2 separate regions of the Homo sapiens genome follow, and region 2 is linked to region 1. Evidence: chromatin contacts called from ENCODE Hi-C or POLR2A ChIA-PET data. All regions are on one chromosome and are shown on one strand. The core of a region is the stretch at or near the end of the contact, and the rest is flanking DNA. Distances in the headings are between cores, read along the strand shown. Region 1 holds the start of CFAP68 (cilia and flagella associated protein 68). Region 2 holds the start of C11orf65 (chromosome 11 open reading frame 65).

What was found. A loop is a pair of places that touch in the nucleus more often than their neighbours do. ChIA-PET counts read pairs that join two places held with the same protein, here RNA polymerase II (POLR2A). Pooled maps may share reads with other maps.
Region 2: a loop to region 1 is called in a map of CD8-positive, alpha-beta T cell, with 18 times the contacts of the local background. The contact joins the promoter of C11orf65 here to the promoter of CFAP68 in region 1. A Hi-C loop is called at or near these places in 2 of 168 maps with a recorded cell type or tissue (CD4-positive, alpha-beta memory T cell and CD8-positive, alpha-beta T cell) and 8 of 50 pooled maps. POLR2A ChIA-PET finds 5 or more read pairs at or near these places in 1 of 52 experiments (WTC11).

The regions. Positions count from the first base shown.
Region 1 is chr11:111,875,710-111,880,803 of GRCh38, forward strand. CFAP68 (cilia and flagella associated protein 68) reads left to right here and starts at 3,832. Exons shown (of 4, transcript NM_022761.3): 1 at 3,832-3,896. The coding sequence starts at 3,852. FDXACB1 (ferredoxin-fold anticodon binding domain containing 1) reads right to left here and starts at 3,456. Exons shown (of 5, transcript NM_138378.3): 1 at 3,252-3,456; 2 at 2,847-3,003; 3 at 1,099-1,302; 4 at 772-930; 5 at 1-395. The coding sequence starts at 3,423. RefSeq lists enhancers at 3,124-3,743, 3,240-3,709.
Region 2 is chr11:108,464,352-108,471,492 of GRCh38, forward strand. It overlaps C11orf65 (chromosome 11 open reading frame 65), which reads right to left and starts at 3,178. Exons shown (of 9, transcript NM_152587.5): 1 at 3,120-3,178. RefSeq lists a silencer at 1,071-1,365, enhancers at 2,397-3,249, 3,190-3,334 and a cis regulatory region at 3,262.

The DNA of each region.
Region 1 (5,094 bases), core at 2,582-5,081:
CTGGTACTTCGATGACATCCTGAACATGCACTAGGAGAGAAGGTCTAAGGCAGATCTTGGCCTGGCCACAGGTTCCTTCACAAGCTTCTTCTTTACCATCTCTTCCAGGATTCTTGAGAAGGCTAAGTTCTGAAAATGACACTAGAAAGTCTTCCACATCTTGTGATGTCCCACCAGTCAGGGACTCAGAATTTGAGTTATCTTCATGGAGACTAATCCAAAAAGCAGCTGACAGAAAGTCACAATTCCAGAAAGGAAGAACACTGGTACCTTCCTGTGGCAGCAAAGGGTAGGAACACTTCAGCCTTTTTAGCGGGAAAACTTTGCCTAATTCAGCAATGAGTTTCTCATTTATGGTTTTGATAGGATGACATGAAGGTGCTTCCAGGAAACCCCTGTTTAAACACACACAAAAATAACTTTTCTAACTTAAGATAGTAAATAATTATAATGTAGCTAGAATTAAAAATACAAATAGCTGGACAGAAAAGAATTATCTTTAAATTGATCTTGAAAGGAAACAAAGAAATCATCTACCATAAGGAGAAACAGACGTGTATTTCAGAACTCTGACAGCCACCATCCCTACAATATATCAGAAAATGTGACCATTTATAATTCTAGAGATGCTTAAGGAGGCCAGGCTGACAAATAAACATAGCACCAACATCACTAACAATTTATGCACCATCCATTCAATATATGGTTGCCATCAAGACAATCAGGATACAACTGGAGATGGAAGTGATTTCCAGCAAAATAACTGGTTACCTGTTCAACTTTCCTACAAGTGCTTCTGGTTCTGGAAAGGAAAACCACTGGTTACCCAGTTTGATCCTGAAGATTCTGGGTTGAGAACCTTCAAAAGGTAAGCTCCTGGTGAAGATATGGTTCAAAGCACCTTCTACATGAAAGGACTTATCTTGACTCCTGGCAAAATAGACACCAATATGAAGTCTGTCATTATTAAAATAAGCAAGTATTTTTAGAGACCGAATCAATTAATTGGCAGGGCCTATTGAGTCTGTCTATGAGATTTTGTTATCATTAGTGAGAGAGATGAAAACGCAGAAGGCTTAAACCTATGCTATTACCTACCTATATCCAGTGCACTTGTACCCTGCCACAGCCTTACAGCTGAATGGATACACGTCGCTTAAAATGAGCCCCCCCAGGGCTGCCATGGCAACCACTTGCCAACTGTTGTGCCATTCTCTCTGGGGCTTATCCGCAGGAGTTCCACCTTGTCCTCTACATAATGCCACGTGGACTTCTCCTTCCTCTGCAAGAACGTCTGCACAGCTAATAGGGAGAAAAGAAACACTAACTAATTATCATAAACAAGCAGAAATTACCACAGGAGTTGGCAACATACACATGGTTTGCCTGTGAAATAATTAAAATCCAATCATACCTATGTGCAAAAATCTATTAGACCTCAAAAAATGCAAAGAAAGTAGCTGGAAGTAAATAGAAGCATAAATTAAATGTTCAACCCACTCACTGATAAGATTGGCTGACCAGGGTCTGCTTTGCATTTGTGTCATTCATGCATATGTCACAGAAAGATCAATATCTGCACAGTTCCTATATATGATTCATTGCTTAGGCTGTTTCTTCCCATTTAGAAAGTTCTTTTCACTGCCCTCCTGAAATTCAAATACTAGTTTAAAATACCACCTCTGTCAAAACTTTATTGACAGCTATGCCCCATCGGACACCTCCAATAGTATCATGTCTTGTGGTATAATCATGTAAAGCACTGTTTTCAGTTCACAATAATTTTATGAGGCTGTTAGTTACTTTTTTTTTTTTTTTTTTTTTTGAGATGGAGTCTTGCTCTGTCGCCCAGGCTGGAGTGCAGTGGCACGATCTCAGCTCACTGCAACCTCCACCTCCCAAGTTCAAGCGATTCTCCTGCCTCAGCCTCCCAAGTACCTGGGACTACAGGCACGTGCCAGCACGGCCAGCTAATTTTTATATTTTTAGTAGAGGCGGGGTTTTGCCACTTTGGCCAGGCTGGTCTCAAACTCCTGACCTCAGGTGATCTGCTCACCTCGGCCTCCCAAACTGCTGGGATTACAGGCATGAGCCACCACGCCTGGCCCAGTTAGTTACTATTAATATCCCTAGTTTACAGTTGAGGAAACGGAAGCATGTAAAGATTAAGTAAGCTTGCTTAAAATAACAACTGTTGGCCGGGCGTGGTGGCTCATGCCTGTAATCCCAGCACTTTAGGAGGCCAAGGCAGGCGGATCACAAGGTCAGGAGATCGACACCATCCTGGCTAACACGGTGAAACCCCATCTCTACTAAAAATACAAAAAATTAGCTGGGCGTGGTGGCGGGCGCCTGTACTCCCAGCTACTTGGGAGGCTGAGGCAGGAGAATGGCGTGAACCCAGTAGGCGGAGCTTGCAGTGAGCCGAGATTGCACCACACCACTGCACTCCAGCCTGGGCGACAGGGCGAGACTCTGTCTCAAAAAATAAAAATAAATAAAAATAAAAAAATAACAACTGTTAAGTGGTGGGCTGGGATTTGAATCCAGGCAGTCTGGCTTCTAAGTGCACGTTCTTAGCCATTAGACTATATGGCTCTCATTATTTTGCACTGTCAAAAATAAATGATCCTCTTTTACACACCCAAGAGTACATTATTTGTACTTTCATTTAGCATTTAGGGTTTATATATCTGTCTTTCCAACTAAACTTGGGGTTCCTTTGGGGCTTTATAGTCTCTTCTAAACATATCATAGTAGCTTGCACGTGTGCCTTATGTTTGGGTACAGTAACTATGTTATGGACATCTTAAACATTTTCCTTGTGAGGGCGCTCCTTTCCTCACCTTTGGAAAAATTTGGCAAGCAGTTCCCTGTTCTTAGCTACGCCAGCTTTGCGTCCACAATGCGGGAAGATGAAATAAATTTGATCAAATTCTCTCTCGTGCAGTTCAAAGACATCTGCCAGCTGGGTGCAGTCCACACCGAAACGTACATCGATACCTGGCAAAGATAGTTTGGGGGCGCAAAATATAGACAGGAGGATGCCTCAAGACATGGAACAGAAAAACTCTTCCTAACTTAAACCGTGCAGACCAGCCCAAGTCTGGGCACAAAGCCGGCTTTATGTGAATATCCGTGGGACGATCAAGAACAATCTCCACGTGGGTTACATCCCCACGCCCCCACCCTTTCCACTTTGGGACGCGCCGGCCGCTGGGCGGGGTTTCGCAGAGGGGCGGGCTCGCTACCTCGCTCGCGCAGGCACTGCAGATTCTCCCAGGCCAGTGGATCCCGAGCCAACTCGGCCGGGCGCTGGAGGCAGGTGGCGGTAAGTTGAGTGCTCTGATCCAGGGTTTCGCTCAGAGCGGCGGCGAAGGAGAAATTCCCCTCCCCAACCAACAGGAGGCGCCGAGGGGCCATGGCCTCCACGGACTCCCGGCTCGCGTTCTCTGTGGCGCTCGTTTTACGTCACTTCCTTCACGGATCTCTCTCCGCCCCGTCTTCTCCCGTCACTAGTTGATGACGCACCCATGGCGCCTGGTTGTCTAGACGAGCCGGTGTACCGACTCCCCGGTGGATGATAACTATGAGTGCAAAAGCAAGACGCGCACTTTCCTGTCACCTCGCCCTTTCACCCCCTCGGGAAGATCAAAGTGTCTTTAGCCCAAGCATGGCCTTGAGCGACTTCATCACACCTGCATGAGGTCACAAGCAGTCACTAGCGCAGGGGGGTGAGGCGAGTTCTGGGTGAAAGAAACGGGGCGGGGCTGAGGCCAAGGAAGAGGTTGGACTGTGTCTCGCATGCTCCTGACGCAGAAGGTTTTGAACCTTTTTTCACCTCGTCTGAAATGGCTGCCTCCCAGTGTCTCTGCTGCTCAAAATTTCTCTTCCAGGTGCTTAAATCTCCTATCTTCTATTCGTTCAAGAAAGAGTATTGAGTGTCTATTGCGTGCCAGGCCACTGTGAGGGTGGTTACGATATGTGGATGAACAAAATGTGGCCTATGATTTCAATGAGCCTGCAGTCTGGTGGGGAATGCACAGAGCAAAACAGGCAACTCTGATATGGCAGGGTGTGTGCTCTGGGAGCACACAGAAGAACGTTACCAAGTTTGGGGGCGAAGAGGGTCAGAGAGTCCTTGGATGAAGTAAACCCGAGTTGAAAGCTAACAGGGTAAAAGTGCATCTTAACTGAGTCAAGAGGCGTGAAGAGGCAGAAGGAACAATATATGCAAAAGCTTGATGGAGAAACAGAATAGTTGAGTTTGGCTGAAACACAATTGGAGGGAGAGTAACAGATGAGACTGAAGAGTTAGGCAGGGGCCAGGTCATAGGGAGCGTTGTAAGCCTTTAAAAAAAATCAACTTTTATTTTACAAATGGGGGTACAGGTACAGGTTTGTTACGTGGATATATTGCACCCAGGTAGGTTGCAGGTTTGCTACATGGGTATATTGCACCTAATAGTTTTTCAACCCACACCACCCGCCCTCCCCACTCTAGTTAGTAGCCTGGAGTGTGTGTTGTTTCCATGTTTAGGTCCATGTTTGCTCAATGTTTAGCTCCCACTTATAAGTGAGAATGTCAGAGGTATTTATACCAGAGCAACTCCGTCTTGAATAGGGGCTAGGTAAATAAGGCTAAGACCTGGGCTGCATTCCCAGTAAGTTAAGGCATTCTTAGTCACAGGATGAGATAGCTCAGCACAAGATACAGGTCATAAAGACCTTGCTGATAAAACGGGTTGCAGTAAAGAAGCCAGCTAAAATCCACCAAAACCGAGATGGTGATGAGAGTGATCTCTGGTCATCCTCATTGCTACACTCCCACCAGCGCCATGACAGTTTACAAATGCCATGGCAAAGTCAGGAAGTTACCGTATATGGTCTAAAAAGTGGAGGTATGAATTAATCCACCCCTTGTTTAGTATATAATCAACAACCATAAAAATGGGCAACCAGCTGCCCTCAGGGTTGCTCTGCATATGGAGTAGCCATTCTTTATTCCTTTACTTTCTTAATAAACTTCCTTATGCTTTATAGACTCACCTTGAATTATTTCTTGTGTCTCTTGGGGTCTGGATCAGGACCCCT
Region 2 (7,141 bases), core at 1,928-4,427, 3.4 Mb before region 1:
AGTGGAGCGATTTTGGTGCACTGCAACCTCCGCCTCCTGGGTTCAAGCGATTCTCCTGCCTTAGCCTCCCCGCGATTTCCACTCACTGCAACCTCCGCCTCCCGGGTTCAAGTGATTCTCCTGCCTCAGCCTCCCAAGTAGCTGGCACTACAGGTGTGCACCACCGTGCCCAGTTAATTTTTGTATTTTAAGTAGAGATGGGGTTTCACCATGTTGGTCAGAATGGTCTCCATCTCTTGACCTCGTGATCCACCCACCTCGGCCTCCCAAAGCGCTGGGATTACAGGCATGAGCCACTGCGCCTGGTGCACATATATATTTGAATTGACTCTCTCTGGAAAGGGATATGAGAAATTACTAAGAATGATTGTCTCTAGGAAGGGACCTGTGGACTGAGGAGCCTGGGTTCGGAAAGGGAAGAGATGTTTTTGTTCCAGTATACTCTTTTATGCTGTTGGTATTTTTCCACAATGTGCATTTAGTTCAGATATATACAATATAACTTCATTAAAAAAAACAGCGTGCATATTGAAACCTAACACTGCCAAACTGTCCTCAAAAATGGTGTCTAATTTATGCCCATAAACATTCTATGGGAATGCTTGACTCTAAATTTTAGAAAAGTAAAAAACTAAACGTAAATTAGATATTAGGATTAAAATGGGTCTTTTAATACTTTCCAAGAACTAAACTGTGAGATTTTTTACCTGTTATCAATGTAGTGTGTGTGTTATTTAACGTGACAGCATTAGCATTAATTCATCACAATTTCATCATTTTCCCAAATACATTCCCAATTTTGTAGGTGGAAATTTAACACTGGATCTTAAAAATCCCTTGAAAATCCTGAACCAGTTTATTGAATACTTTGATCTAAATAATTTTACACGGGCTTTCTGCATACACCTGCTTCCTGCTTCTCTAGTGACATAGGCTAAAGGGTGTTTAGAAGCTGCCAAAAAAGTATGTCATAAATGCCACCATTATATGTTTATGAATACACAAAATATAGAGGAAATATATTCCAGCATTCAAAATTATCTGATTCAGAAATAAACAATGAAGTTCCACAATTTCAAGAAAGAACATATTCAATTGTGTCAAATATTGTTGCAAGGGCAAGTAAATACAGAGGAAAAAAAGGGAGATTTGGCCAGATAAAGTCACTAGTGACTGTACAGGCACTGCTTCAGTGGAGTAAGCAGGGAAGGAAGTTTGGGTTGGGTTGAGGAAGTGGGAAAGTTGAGACAGTAAGTACAGTAGTAATTCTTTGGAGTGCTGTAAGGGAGCAGAAAAATGGGGTGTAGCTAGAGAGTGAGAATGGATTAAAGGTTTTTTTTTAAAAAAAAAAGGCTGGGCGCGGTGGCTCACGCCTGTAATCCCAGCACTTTGGGAGGCCAAGGTGGGCGGATCATCTGAGGTTGGGAGTTTGAGACCAGCCTGACCAAAATGGAGAAATCCCGTCTCTACTAAAAATACAAAATTAGCTGGGTGTGGTGGCGCATGCCTGTAATCCCAGCTACTCAGGAAGGCTGAGGCAGGAGAATTGCTTGAACCTGGCAGGCGGAGGTTGCGGTGAGTCGAGATCATGCCACTACTCCAGCCTGGGCAACAAGAGTGAAACTCGGTCTAAAAAAAAAAAAAAACAACAACAACAACAAAAAACGACAGATTCTAAAGCATGTTAAAATGTACCATCCAGTAGTGAGGGAGAAATTAAAGTGACGGAGAACTTAAAGGGGCAAAAAAAGGGATAAGTTAAATGGTAAAACCTTTGAGTAGGTGTAAGAGGACACCATCTGGAGCAGAAAGGAGGGTGGGACCGTTGCTGGCTTTAGATAAGAAATAAGATCGACTTTATATGGTTATTATGATGCTCCAGATAAAATAACCATTGTGAAAACCCTTCATAAGTTTTAAGATACTAAAATGTACTACCAGGCCGGGTCTGGTGGCTCAGGCCTGTAATCCTAACATTTTGGGAGGCCAAGGTGGGCAGATCACCTTAAGTCAGGGGTTTGAGACCAGCCTGGCCAATATGGTGAAACCCTGTCTCTAGTAAAAATACAAAAATAAACTGGGTGTGGTGGCGCACACTTGCAGTCACAGCTACTCGGAAGGCTGAGGCAGGAGAATAACTTGAACCCAGGAGGCAGAGGTTGCAGTGAACTGAGATCACGCCACTGCACTCAGCCTGGGCAACACAGCGAGATGCCTTCTCAAAAACAAACAACAACAAAAAACTAACCAAATAAAATGTACTATCAAACAACTGCTCAGGCAATGAAGTATTTTACTACACCCATGTGCCACTTGTAGATTCACAGATAAGTATTTTCCAAGCTTATTATATCCCTAATCAATAAAATTTTTTATCATAATAGATGATGTTTTCACTTATTTATTTTTACGCTTCGTGGAAAAAAGCCCACAAGACGTGTTTGGATTCTTGGTTTCACTTTTAAAGCAGCAAACAATCTTTACTTTGCTTGAATTGGAACCTGTATACGTCCTATTTTGTTTCCTCTACTAAATTTATTGAATAAACAAATGATTCGCGTGGCCTTTATAAGTTTCGTAATTTCGCTTTTCCTTTTTACCTGTGGTCCTTGATGCTAGGGGCAGGAGAAGAAAAACTAACCTATTCTTTAAAAACGCGTTTCCCTTTTCCATCTCTAAAAAAACTGAAAAGACGTAAAACAAATGGGAGGGGGCAAAGGAAAGAAATGAGGAAAAATCTAAGGAAGATTAATGTGTACTTCCCGGTCAGCGGGAAGGTGGACGGAGTAATATCTTTGCGGAGGATTGGGGTGTGGGGATCTGTGAAGGCGCAGTATGAGCAGTAAGGACTTGTCAACCAGCCCGACGCAACTTCACCGAGGGCGAGGAAAGGAGCTCTGAGGAAGGGGTTACTCCCGGGCAGGACTGTAAACCAGCTGGAGGCCTCGCTGGGAGGGCTTTAGAGGAATGAAACGTCCTTAAGAGGGGCGGATGGGGAATGGTATCAAGGGTATGGGTTCTTTAGGGCCTTGAAACAACGAAGGCTCAAACCAGTGGGCACAAAGGCTACCGGAACAGTAGTACGCGCTGAGAGAAGGGACACTATTCCCTTCACCTACCAATCGCTGCTGGCCCGGGCGCCGCTGGACTCCTAGGTAACGTCGCAGGCGGAAATGACGTAACTCAATCCGTTCTGTCCCGCCCCATTGCCCTCCTAGCCCCGCCTTCTAGGCCCCGCCTTTCCTCTATTCGCGCTCTGACAAAGTGCAGGGGATATAGACCAACCGCTTGTGAAGGCTGCTGGTTCTGTTAGAAGCCCGCTTTCGATTGTCAGTGGCTTTGAGGCAAAGGATTTTGGAAGGGAAAGCAAAGTGATTGTCTACGAAGTTGGGCTTAGTATATAATAAAGCCCAGTCATTTCAACCAAGAACCTTAAAGATGTTGAGAAATATAATGAAATATTTTCTATTAATTTTTGTAAAATTTTTCTTGAGATAGGGTCTCAATCTGTGGCCGAGGCTGGAGTGCAGTGGCGCGATCTCGGCTCACTGCAGCCTGGAACTCCCCTGGCTCAGGTGATTCTCCCACGTCAGCCTCCCGAGTAGCTGGGACCGTAGGAGTGCACCACCACGCCAGGCTCATTTTTCTATTTTTATTAATAGTGGCGACAGGGTTTCTCCATGTTGTCCAGGCTGGTCTTGAACTCCTGGGCTCCAGCGATCCCCCCCTACCCCATCTCCCGCCTTGGCCTCCCAAAGTGCTAGGATTACAGGCGTGAACCACCGCGCCCGGCCTATTTAATTAGTTTAATTTATTCATTTGAAAATGAGACAACTGATCCTTCTAGCTATTTGACAGGTCTTGCTCAAGGTCAAAGAATACGTGACTTGCAGTCCAATGTTATTTCTAAATGTAAGCTCTTCAGCTGGTTAAGCTAAACTGCTTTAAGTGAAAACAGACGACCTCTTGAATGAGTTTTCAAATGACCTTAAATAATGCAAGCACTGCTTATCTAAAGCAAGTCTGACTTGCTTGAATTCTGAGTCTGACACTTTGGCAGTGCTTTAGTTGGTCACAGATTATTGCAATGTGAAAAAATCTTGTTCAGAACTGCCCAGTTTTGCTATGTTCGTCCTATGTTCATGCATGGAATATAATTTGTTTGTAAGGAAGATAAACTTTTAAGGAGGGAAAAGAAACACCTGAAGAGAAATTTCCCTGTATAATGAAAACATTTGTACAGAAAAAATTCTTGGTAGGTTAATTCAGTGACTCACTGAACTTCCAGAGTTCTTTAAAATCATCACAATCATAAGCAAGGGGTGAGCTTCAGTTCCTCTTTATGTAGTTGCCTTGATGCATTAATACACAGTAGTTATGAACAATAAACTGTAAAAATATAGTCATGGAAACATTATGTATATCTTAATTTTCAATCTAATAGAAACTGGGTTAAAAAATTTAAATTCAGGCCAGGTGTGGTGGCTCACACCTGTAATCCCAGCACTTTGGGAGGCTGAGGTGGGCGGATCACTTGAGGTCAGGAGTTCAAGACCAGCCTGGACAACATGGTGAAACCCCCTCTCTACTAAAAATACAAAAATTAGCCCAGCCTCCCAAGTAGCTGGGACTACAGGCGCCCTCCATGATACCCGGCTAATTTTTTGTATGTTTAGTAGAGACGGGGTTTTACTGTGTTAGCCAGGATGGTCTCAATCTCCTGGTGGCGCGCTGCCTGTAGTCCCAGCTACTCAGGAAGCTGAGGCAGGAGAATTGATAGAACCCGGGAGGCAGAGGTTGGTTGCAGTGAGCCGAGATAGCGCCATTGCACTTCAGCCTGGCAACACAGCAAGATTCCCTCTAAAAAAAAAAAAAAATTAAATTCAAAATTACACAACAATGTGAATGTACTTAAGTCCACTGAATTGTACAATTGAAACTAGTTAGAAGGATAAATTTATGTATATTTTACCACAATTTAAAAATTTTAAATTAAAAAACTGCAAAACTAAGCCAGTAAATAATTTAGAACAAAAATTCCTAAATGTACTGGATGAAATATAAAAATAAATTTAAGGTATACTGCTGTTTAGATATTATTTTTATTAGGTTGGTGCAAAAGTAATTGCGGTTTTTGTCATTAAACATACATAATTAAACATAATGGCAAAAACCGCGATTACTTTTGCATCAACCTAATAAACTGCATATTTTTAATGTAGTGCTTATCTGAATTATTTTAAAAAGTATTTACAATAGTTACTGTTGAGTACTTATGTTACCTCTAACCTGATCCACAAGAATTCAGCAATTTCTACATAACAGGCTAGAACATTTTCTTATTGCTCTAATACATGTAAAAATTGTTCAGTTCTTTAAAAGTATCTTTCTTTAAAGTAGCCACAAGGGATCATTAAGACTAGAAACTGTCAAGTGTTAGGTTTATTCATTTATATGTACCTGCTTAAATCTAGGAACAGTTTACTAAGACGCAGAACTCAGAAGAACTTCTGGGTGGTTTCACAGAAATCGTTCCTTCCTTCCTTCTCTCTTCCCCTCTCCACTTATTCTCTTCCTCTTCTTTTTCTCTCTTCTTTGTCTTACTACTATTATACAATATATCATATTATATTTATGAAATTAATATTCTTGCTTTCCACTTACAAGGCAAAGATTTTTCTTTATAAACCATGTGAAGACAAGAGATAAGGAAACAAAAATGAATTGGCATGAGGAAAGGGGAAATATCTGTAGTGCCGAGGGAGAAGAGTCACAATTACATGCCATTTTGCCTAGGGAGAAGAGTCACAATTATATGCCATTTCTTTCCTCTCTGCTTTGGCACTGGAGCAAACTCCAACAATAGGGGACTCCAAGGCTGTCTCCCGGATGTGAGCATGGAATCTTTTATAATTGTGGAAAATATGTCATGTAGTAGAAAACCACAATGTCACACATGAGGAGTGGGTGTGGGTCAAAGGCACAGGTCCTGCAGTGGTCCTAAAGGAGGCCAGAGGGACCTCCAACCAGGCATCAATCCTCTTGTTGAGGCTTAGCAGTTTGAAGAGGCTAGAGGAAGGGAGTTGGCACCTTTAGCTAATTCTTGGCTGAGAAATCTGTCCTCTTCACTACAGTGACTCTTGTTATGCCAGGGGACTGTTTGTCTTCTGTGTACCCTTGTTGTATTTTCTTTTTCTTTTTTTTTTTTTGTTTTTGAGATGGAGTCTCGCTCTGTTGCCCGGGCTGAAGTGCAGTGGCAGGATCTCAGCTCACTGCAAGCTCTGCCTCCTGGGTTCACGCCATTCTCCTGCCTCAGCCTCCCAAGTAGCTGGGACTACAGGCGCCCTCCATGATACCTGGCTAATTTTTTGTATTTTTAGTAGAGATGGGGTTTTACTGTGTTAGCCAGGATGGTCTCGATCTCCTGACCTTGTGATCCACCCACCTCGGCCTCCCAAAGTACTGGGATTACAGGCGTGAGCTACCATGCCTGGCCCCTTTTAGTATTTTCACCATCAACAAAAATAATGGTGCCAAGCTTAAATATTTTTTCTTTTCTTTTCTTTTTTTTTTTTTTGAGACTGTAACCACACAATGAGTTCTCCTTGTCTGCTGCCTAGACAGAGCCAATTTATCAAGACAGGGGAATTGCAATAGAGTTTAATTCTTGCAGAGTTGGCAGTATGGGAGACCGCAGTTTTATTTCTTGAATCAGTCTCCCTGAAATGTCAGGGATTGTGGTTTTTAAGGACAATTTGGTGGGTAGGGGATCAGAAAGTGGGGAGCTGCTGATTAGTTGGGTCAGAGATGAAATCAAAGGGAGTCGAAGCTGTCCTCCTATGCTAAGTCAGTTCCTGGGTCGGGGCCACAAGACCAGATAAGCCAGTTTATTGATCTGAGTGATGCTAGTGGAATCATCAAGTGCAGGGTCTGCAAAATATCTCAAGCACTGATTTTAGGTTTACAATAGTGATGTTATCCCCAGGAGCAATTTGAGGAGGCTCAAAGTCTGGCAGCCTTCAGATGTATGAATCCTAAATCATAATTTCTATGTTTCAGCTAATTTGTTAGTCCTGCAAAGGCAGTCTAATCCTCAGGCATGAAGAGGGCTTCTTTTGGGAAAGCGCTGTTACCATCTTTG